Regions from separate parts of the Homo sapiens genome. Here region 1 is linked to region 2. Evidence: chromatin contacts called from ENCODE Hi-C data. All regions are on one chromosome and are shown on one strand. The core of a region is the stretch at or near the end of the contact, and the rest is flanking DNA. Distances in the headings are between cores, read along the strand shown. Region 1 has its middle 17 kb from the start of LINC02283. Region 2 has its middle 97 kb from the start of LINC02358.

What was found. Hi-C counts contacts between places; a loop is a spot of excess contacts on that map. Pooled maps may share reads with other maps.
Region 1: a loop to region 2 is called in a map of naive thymus-derived CD4-positive, alpha-beta T cell, with 7 times the contacts of the local background. The contact joins two enhancer-like sites. A Hi-C loop is called at or near these places in 16 of 168 maps with a recorded cell type or tissue (Right ventricle myocardium inferior, adrenal gland, cardiac septum and 8 more), 11 of 37 single-sample maps with no recorded cell type and 15 of 50 pooled maps.

Annotation. Positions count from the first base shown.
Region 1 is chr4:54,313,992-54,318,128 of GRCh38, reverse strand. No RefSeq gene overlaps it. Among named protein-coding and RNA genes, the nearest start is that of LINC02283, 17 kb to the left of the region's middle. Within about 2 kb of position 2,393, at least 2 of the 41 ENCODE cell types and tissues checked have a DNase peak (open chromatin) inside an H3K27ac peak, as active enhancers do.
Region 2 is chr4:54,939,827-54,944,226 of GRCh38, reverse strand. No RefSeq gene overlaps it. Among named protein-coding and RNA genes, the nearest start is that of LINC02358, 97 kb to the right of the region's middle. Within about 2 kb of position 2,031, at least 9 of the 41 ENCODE cell types and tissues checked have a DNase peak (open chromatin) inside an H3K27ac peak, as active enhancers do.

The DNA of each region.
Region 1 (4,137 bases), core at 1,144-3,643, 630 kb after region 2:
TTACAGACCTTCCAACCAGTCCTCAGTCCGTACCCCAAATCACCTCCCCTATCAAACTCACACACCCAAGGGCTAGGCACCAGGTGACTAGAGAATGTCCCAATGCCCCAAAGCCTGCTAGAAGGATGTAGACTAGCCAGTCCTACACTGTTTACCCTGTCCCGCCTTGCCTTTCCTGCAGAAATCCCAGTCCAGGCTGTGGCCTATGCTTTCCCCTTCTGCCTCTTGACCTCTTATGCTTCCCCATGTGACCCTGTGTCACATGACATGCCTTCTCCTCTTGGGAAATGTAGTAAAAATCTTTCAATGGCATTAACTTCTGTGTGATACCACTCAATTCCTTTTATTTATCTTGTTTTTATAGACAAGGTCTCAATCTGTCACCTATGCTGAAATGCAGTCGTGCTATCACAGCTCACTGCAGCCTCAACCTCCTGGGCTCAAACGCTCCTCTTGCCTCAACCTTCTAAGTAGCTGGAAGTACAGGTGTGCACCAACACCAAGACTAGCTAATTTTTTTTTTTTTTTTTTTTTGTAGACACGGGGGTCTCACCAGCTCAGGCTGGTCTGGAACTCCTGACCTCAAGCGATCCTCCTGCCTCAGCCTCCCAAAGCATTGGGATTACAGGCTTGACCCACCATGCCCGGCCTCAATTTGCTTTAAAAATTAAGACATGAGCACAAATCACACCTCTTCCTTTGTAATTCTAGCTATGTTACTACCTTTGAATTTTCTTTTGCTCACCTAAAATATATGAGTAATAAAAAAAATTTATGTGATTGTCATGAGGCTTATTTAAAATATATGATAACAGGACGGGTGTGGTGGCTCATGCCTGTAATCTCAGCACTTTGGAAGGCCAAAATGAAAGGATCACTTAAGACCAGGAGTTTGAGACCAGCCTGGTCAACATGAAGAGACCCCCATCTCTTTTTTTTTTTTTTTTTGAGACAGAGTCTCACTCTGTCACCCAGGCTGGAGTGCAGTAGTATGATCTCGGCTCACTGCAACCTCCGTCTCCCAAATTCAAGCAATTCTTCTGCCTCAGCCTCCTGAGTAGCTGGGACTACAGGCGTGCACCACCATGCCCGACTAACTTTGGTATTTTTAGTAGAGATGGAGTTTCACCATAGTGGCCAGGCTGGCCTCAAACTCCTGTCCTAGTGATCCACCCGCCTTGGCCTCCCAAAGTGCTGGGATTACAGGTGTGAGCTGCCACACCCGGCCCCCATCTCTTAAAAAAAAAGAAAAGTTATAAAAGTCTTTGCACATTATAATCATGTTCATTATTATCACTAACTCTCAAGAATGTGATCTGCTAGTGCCTTTTTCCCAGCAAACTCAGCTTCTTACAGGCACAATATTGTCAATGAATTCATGTTCATGAAGCATCACCCCTGTCCAGATGCAGGGCATCCTATAACCCAGGTAAATTCACTGTGATCTGACCAAGCAACAGATATAGAGCTATGAGAAACAGGATTGGTTGGTCTTACCTAATGCATACAAAACTCTTCACTTAAAAGAGAAAAATTAGTAAAAAGGACTCCCCCTGTGTATTTTTTTAAATGTTATATTTATGATCATTCTAGCTAGAACTTTTCAGGAGTCCAACTATTCAGAACTTGACTATTAAGCCTTTGTTTAAACCCAATTGTTAGTTTATAAAAACTTCCCGCTAGACTCTCAATTATTGTTGTTCTAAACACAATGATTTGAGAACAAAAATGAAACAAAAGATGTTTTAGAAAGAAAAGAAAGGCAATACATGAAAAAAAGCAGACAGAAGGAAAATGGCCTTTTCCAGCAGCAAAATGCTGTTCTTGTTATTCCAAAACATAACAGTAATTCTACAGAGAGCCTCCCACAGTTTCAAGTTGCTAACAAAGAAAGGCTTGTCCAATACCAGTCAGAGAGTATCAGAACCAAGATGGTGACTCTCTTTAAAGGAACTCAGCATGAGAAAATTTCTAGATTTCCCATAGCATTTAATGCTAACTCCATGTGGTTCAGAGTGAGAACAGATTGCAGCAGGATCACAACCAGAATGAGGCATGTGAGATGCCTGAGGTGCAAAATTTAAGGAGGCACATGGACTCCCAACTCTGTTGAGTGTCCCTGGTCCCCACCCTATGGTACAGCTACAAGGATAAAGAATTTCCATTCTAACACCATTAACATAGAGGAGCTCTATCAAGTGGCTAGCCCTCAGCTGTAGCATAGTCTAAATACACACTATTGTATGCTGTACTCCACGCTGAAGCAGGCCTCTATGGATGGACTGGGTCCTTTGCCAAGTAGCTTTCATAGAAATCTAACGACAGTCCTGAATTTGAAGAGGAACTGAAACTAAACATTTGCTTATTCAGACCAGAAGTAGAACAAACTCTCAGCCTCAGTGAGGTACAAGTCAGTGTTTCTGAGAAATTCACAAGTTCTACAAAAACACCTTTTATGAAAGTAGCCACCACCCAAGATCACCCACGTACTTAATTCCAGTAGTGCTTGGGGTAAAAAATTTCCCTATATCTAGTTCTTCCTTTAGCCTCACTCACTCCAGGCTTGGACAGGTTGCCAGTAAAACTCTGGGTTTTTTTTTAAATCTGGGATACAATTATTCCCATAAGTCTGATGGCAAATGAGTGCATTCTGTGGAGTGTTTGGTTTTTCCAGATTCAAGAAAAGCTCTATTTAACTGCAAAGGGTGCTTTTCAGCTGTGTCCCTACTAAAAGCTTCCCATACAGTCACTCTCAAGACTGTTGTTCTTTTTTCACTAGAGACGGCCACAGTCATTATGTTGTAAGCATTCTGAGTTGATGCACATGGGAAGGAACTTCGGGGTCAACATTCAATCTGGCTTCAGGAGTTGCCAGATTTGAGTGTTGGTTTCTCAGTTAGTCTGCTGCCCCGAAGCTCCCCCATAAATCCTTCTGTGAATGGGTAATTTATTCAATCCTGCAACAAATATTTACTGAGCACTTACTCTGAACCAGCACTGTTCCAGGCACCAGGGATGTATCAGTGAACAAAACATGCAAATTCTGTCATCACATAGTTTACATTCTAGAAGGGGAGGCAGAAAATAACCAAAAGCACGTCAATAAACTATACAGTAAGTTAGAAGATTATACGTTGTAGGGGAAGAAAGAGAAAGTTGAGCAGGGTAGGTGGGATGGGATGTGCTGGGGATGGGGGCAGCATAGAGGTGGACATGGTGGGATGGTGCCGATGGCAAGGTTAAATAGGACTGTCAAAGTCGGCCTCTTGGAAAAGATGAAATTAAGGAGATACTTTAAGGAAGTGAGAGGATTATCCAAAGATAACTAGGGAAAGAGCATTCCATACAAAGGGAACAGCCAGTTCAAAGGCCATGACAGGGGTGTGTTCTTGTTGTGCTCTAGAAACTGCAATGAGGCCCGTGAGGTTGGAAGGAAGTGAACAAAGAGAACGGAAGAGAACTTTGAAGAGGTGACGAAGGCCAGATCGTGACAGGCCTTGATAAGTGTAAGACGAAAAGACATTGCACGGTTTTGAGCAGAAGAGTGATCATGACTTCATTTTAAAAGGATTCCTCTAGCTGCTGCTTTGAAAATAGTCTGTTGTGGGAGGGAAAACAGCAAAGTGGGGAGACTTTTGAGGAGCCTACTGCAGTCATACAGGTGAAAGGTCATGATGGCATGGCCCAGGGTGGCAGCACTAGAGAGAGTGAGAGCGGTCAGATTCTGAATAGATTTCAGGTATGCTTAAGGGAGAACCAGAATCTTGGCAGATTAGACACAGAACGTGAGAAAGAGGATTGCCAAGGATGACTCCAAGATTTGGGGCATGAGCAACTGGAAAATTAGAGTTGCCATCAACTGAGATGATGGACACTGATGGTGGATCAAGCTTGAGAGAAGGAAGAAGTTAAGTTTTTTGTTTTTTTGGTTTTTTTGTTTGTTTGTTTTTTGAGATGGGGTCTCGCTCTGTCACCCAGGCTGGAGTGCAATGGCACAATCTCGGCTCACTGCAACTTCCGCCTCCTGGATTCAAGAGATTCTCCTGCCTCAGCCTCCTGCGTAGCTGGGATTACAGGTGCGCACCATCATGCCCAGTTAATATTTGTATTTAGTAGAGATGAGGTTTCACCATGTTA
Region 2 (4,400 bases), core at 782-3,281:
AGGTTCTATCTTCTGCCATGAGAGAAAAGCATGCCACCAGGCAATTGTCACCCTTTGACCTGAAATCGAGACGTGTAAAGCAGACCTGAAACAGACCCAAGCCTAGAGGCCAGAAAAGCTCAGGCAAGAGCAGCTGGGTACATCTAAACTACAGTGAATGGAAACATGAATACAACATGAATATTCATTATTTCAAGTCATGGAGAATGGGGGAATTATTTGTTATGCAGCATCACAGTAATAGTGGACACCTATGATGTGTTTTTTTTTTAAAAAAAGACAAATTGTCACAACCACTCTTTATGTACAGTATTTCCATTTTACATAAAGGAAAACCAAGGGTCTGAGAGGTTAGAAAACTAGTTTAAATTAATAACTGGTATATCCAGTATTAACATCTAGGTCTGCCTGATTCCAAAGCCTGTTCTCTTTCTACCTCCCTCATGTCATATCCAGAATATTGACACTATGCCACCTATAGAGATCCTTAACTAGCAAAAATTATGCTATTATAGCCAATAACTTTGCATTCTACTTACTAGAGCTAGGCAAGGAATCATTTTGCAAGATGGCATCCAAAATGTCTCTCGGCTCAACTGTCAGTTCCATAAAACGTTCTATTAAGCATAATTCATCCTTCCCTTTCTCCTCTATGCACTCCACACTTCCTGTTATTCAGAGTTGTAAGGTTTTAAAGAGGATTCACATTTCTCCAGGCCGAGATTACCTATGGCTGCAATAGAATTTGACTTGCATTTTGTTTGTTGTCAATACAATAAGCCAGAAACAGATGCAGATCATTGAACTGAAGAATGACTTTTCTCTCTTGATGGCACTTTGAGCAGAAAAAACATCTTTGTCTGATGTATTGTTAAATGAAAAAAAAAAAGCAAAGTGCAGAACAATGTGTATTGTACATCATTTGCATATTTTAAAAGCATATATATGTGTATGTATGAATGTTTATATCTACATAGGATGTCTCTGGAAGAATACTCTAGAAATATAATGGCAGTTGCCTCTGGTTTGGGAACATGGTGGCTGATGGGGAGTGAGGGTGGGAGAGAGAATGATTTTTCACTGAATAGTCCTTTAAAGTTTTTTAAATTGGTGTTCAGGTTTATATTATTCCCCAAAATAATGAATACATTTTTTAAAGACAGAAACTACTTCTTCTACGGCCTATCCCTCTTCACTTTATTTAAGCTGTGTCTATTGTGTCTCAGACACACTGACTTTTTGAAGGGACTTGAGAGGAGGAGCTAGCCCAAGAGGAAGAGGCCCTTTCTGGCATGTTCTCTTCCTCTTGATAGTTGAGGTGCATATAAACATCTTCAAAGTCTCCACGGACAACAGAGACAACACGAACTGGAGCCCACTGGCTCCCACAAGTGAAAGTGATTTTCTTCATTCATGACTCAAAGGCTGTAGAGTAAAAAACAAGAACTGATCAGCTGTTTTTTTGTTTTGTTTTGTTTTTTTTTTTTTTTTTTGAGACGGAGTCTCGCTCTGTCGCCCAGGCTGGAGTGCAGTGGCGGGATCTCGGCTCACTGCAAGCTCCGCCTCCCGGGTTCACGCCATTCTCCTGCCTCAGCCTCCCAAGTAGCTGGGACTACAGGCGCCCGCCACTACGCCCGGCTAATTTTTTGTATTTTTAGTAGAGACGGGGTTTCACCGTTTTAGCCGGGATGGTCTCGATCTCCTGACTGTTTTGTTTTTAAAGACCAAACACGTCATCTTATCTTGTTCTGAGTGAGACAGCTACATGATGAACATCCTAAAAGTTGAAGACCTTGGATTTCCACCTGCAAGCCAACGATGTTTTTCTGTTAAATTCTAATCATATTATTAGAGTTTATTAATTGTTTTAACAAACAGACATCTATGTCCATTCATTTTTTTTCAAAGACAGGGTAAATAAATCAACTTTCAAATCATGTCCTTCTGCAAACACCAGCTGCACAGGAAAAGGAAGGCCGCCTGTTAGCAGCCTCTCGCTGAAGGGCTAGGCTGAGGCTGTCGGTGTGCATGCCCAGAGCAGAGCTGTCTGTTAATGAGTCCTACAGCTCACAGGAAAGAACCTCAGCGGAAAGCAAGAAGGCAGAACAATTGTGTGAACTTAGCTCCCTTTCTTATTCTCCAAACATCTGGCCACTGTATGTGTCATTTCTTTGATTCAAACTTGTTCTGGCGTTATTGATAGGGAAAATCTCCACCTGGGGGCTGGAAGGGACTGCTTCTTCATCAAAGAATAGTTAGCACAGACTCACTTTTAATAGCAAAATAATAGAGCAAGTCACTTATAAACCATGTTTCTGAAATTGCCCAGCCATGCTCTGCCAACTCTTTATGGGGAGAATAAGACAAAAGCTGGAAGCAAAGAGAGAGTAAAGAAAGCCCTTACGATTAGGGGTGAAGAAAAAACAAAGCCTGCAAGACGCCATCTTGGTGTTGGCTAACGATGGGGAAAATCTCTGCTGTTTAATATAGTGCATTTATAAACACAGATGTCAGGGACGGCAAGTTTATTTTTGTAGTTCTGCATCTTACATTTCCTCAATTGATTCTCTTTCTTTTCTTCTTCTACGTCAGAACAACCAAACAGGATTCAAGTGATGCATTTGGATGGCTTGCTTCCCTGAATTGTGTCTATATCCATTAACAGGGCAGACACTTAGTTCCACCTGTAGACATGACAGTTTTGTCATCTTCACAACTGTTCCCATTGTCCTGATCCTTATTTCATTTTACTGGGCTACCTTGAATAACAACCCCCTGGGCTTATTTTACTGGCAGTTAAAATCAGTTTTGGTAGTAATTTTGCCTGGAAATCAGCTATTAAGTTTATGTGCTTGTCAAATTTTAACTATATGCCTAATTTAAAAGTACTTAGAGCCACTTAAATTTGGTTGAGTGCCAATGTTAAGATGCAGTCAAATCTCAATGACTGCACACTGCACGCTTAGTTTGCAGCAGACTTCTTTCCCTTCTGTTTCCAACTCTCTTGTTAGCACCTGCACCAGGAAATGGGTGGGTGGGTAGGTGGGTGGGGTGCAGAGAGTGAAGGAAAATGAAAGTGATGCTGAGCCAGCACCACCAAAGGGATACTCAAAGTCTTACCTTTGGGCTCTAAAAATGAAATCAATGGCACAACTTGAGATTGGGAGAGAATAAATTGGCAGCCACATACTTGAAAGACATGCGAGAGTTTGGTTAACTGCAAGCTTAATATCTTAAAAAAACACAAAATTCATGTTAGACTTATACTAACATGCACCGTTCTAAATGTTTCATAAATATTAACTCTTTTCATTCTCACAGCAACTTTATGAGGTAAATACTATCATTATACCCAATTATCAGATGGAAAATTGAGGTATGAAGAGAATAACTTGCATATAGTTACATTGCTAGAAAGTTCCAGGGTCAGAATTCAAATTCAGCCATTCTGGCTCCAGAATCCACGCTCTGAAGGCTGCACCTTCCTCTGAGCCAGCAGCGGGGTACAGCCACTACAAAACAAATACAGAGTATGTTCCTGTTTGATGTTATCGCTGGCTGAAGCTCTTTGCAATAAATGTCATAAAGCTCAAAGTCTCTATGAAAAGAATAATAGATGTCCAAAGCCAGTTCAATTCTTTCAAATAATAGCAACAAAATAAAATTAGGGAATCTTAAAAATAATTAATATTATCCTTAATATCAACTAGAAATATAAGGGTAAAATTTCAAGCCAAATTAACTTTTCCGGGTCTTCAACTTCTCATCTGCCCAGTGCTTGGTAAGAGCTAGATAATTTCCTAATTCTTTCACATTTTAAGATTCTTATGTTCTCCCACATGATCTTTCAGGTCAGTGATGTCTCCATTTATTCAGTCATACAGAGAATTGGTGTTTTTCCAGCATTAGTTTTTGTTTTTTTTTTTTCGAGATGGAGTCTCACTCTGTCGTCCAGGCTGGAGTGCAGTGGTGTGATCTCGGCTCACTGCAACCTCCACCTCTCGGGTTCAAGCAATTCTCCTGCTTGTACCTCTTTAGTAGCTGGGATTACAGGCACCCGCCACCATGCCTGGCTAATTTTTGTATTTTTAGGAGAGACGAGGTTTCACCATGTTGGCCAGGCTGGTCTCGAACTCCTGACCTCAGGTGATCCACACACCTGGCCTCCCAAAGTGCTGGGATTGGCATTAGTTTTTTAAAAGGCACCTTGCTCGCTTTGTGGGGAACAGTCTGATAAGAAGATGAGACACAGGCATAGGGATACATACAGCTGTATGCAAGGGATACATAAAATGTATGCATACAGCTGTAATGAAAGCTTGTGCAGTGCCAGAGCTGTGGGAATTCTTAGGCAGTATCAGTTAGTGTTCTCATTTGCAGATAACGTTATCACTCTACCT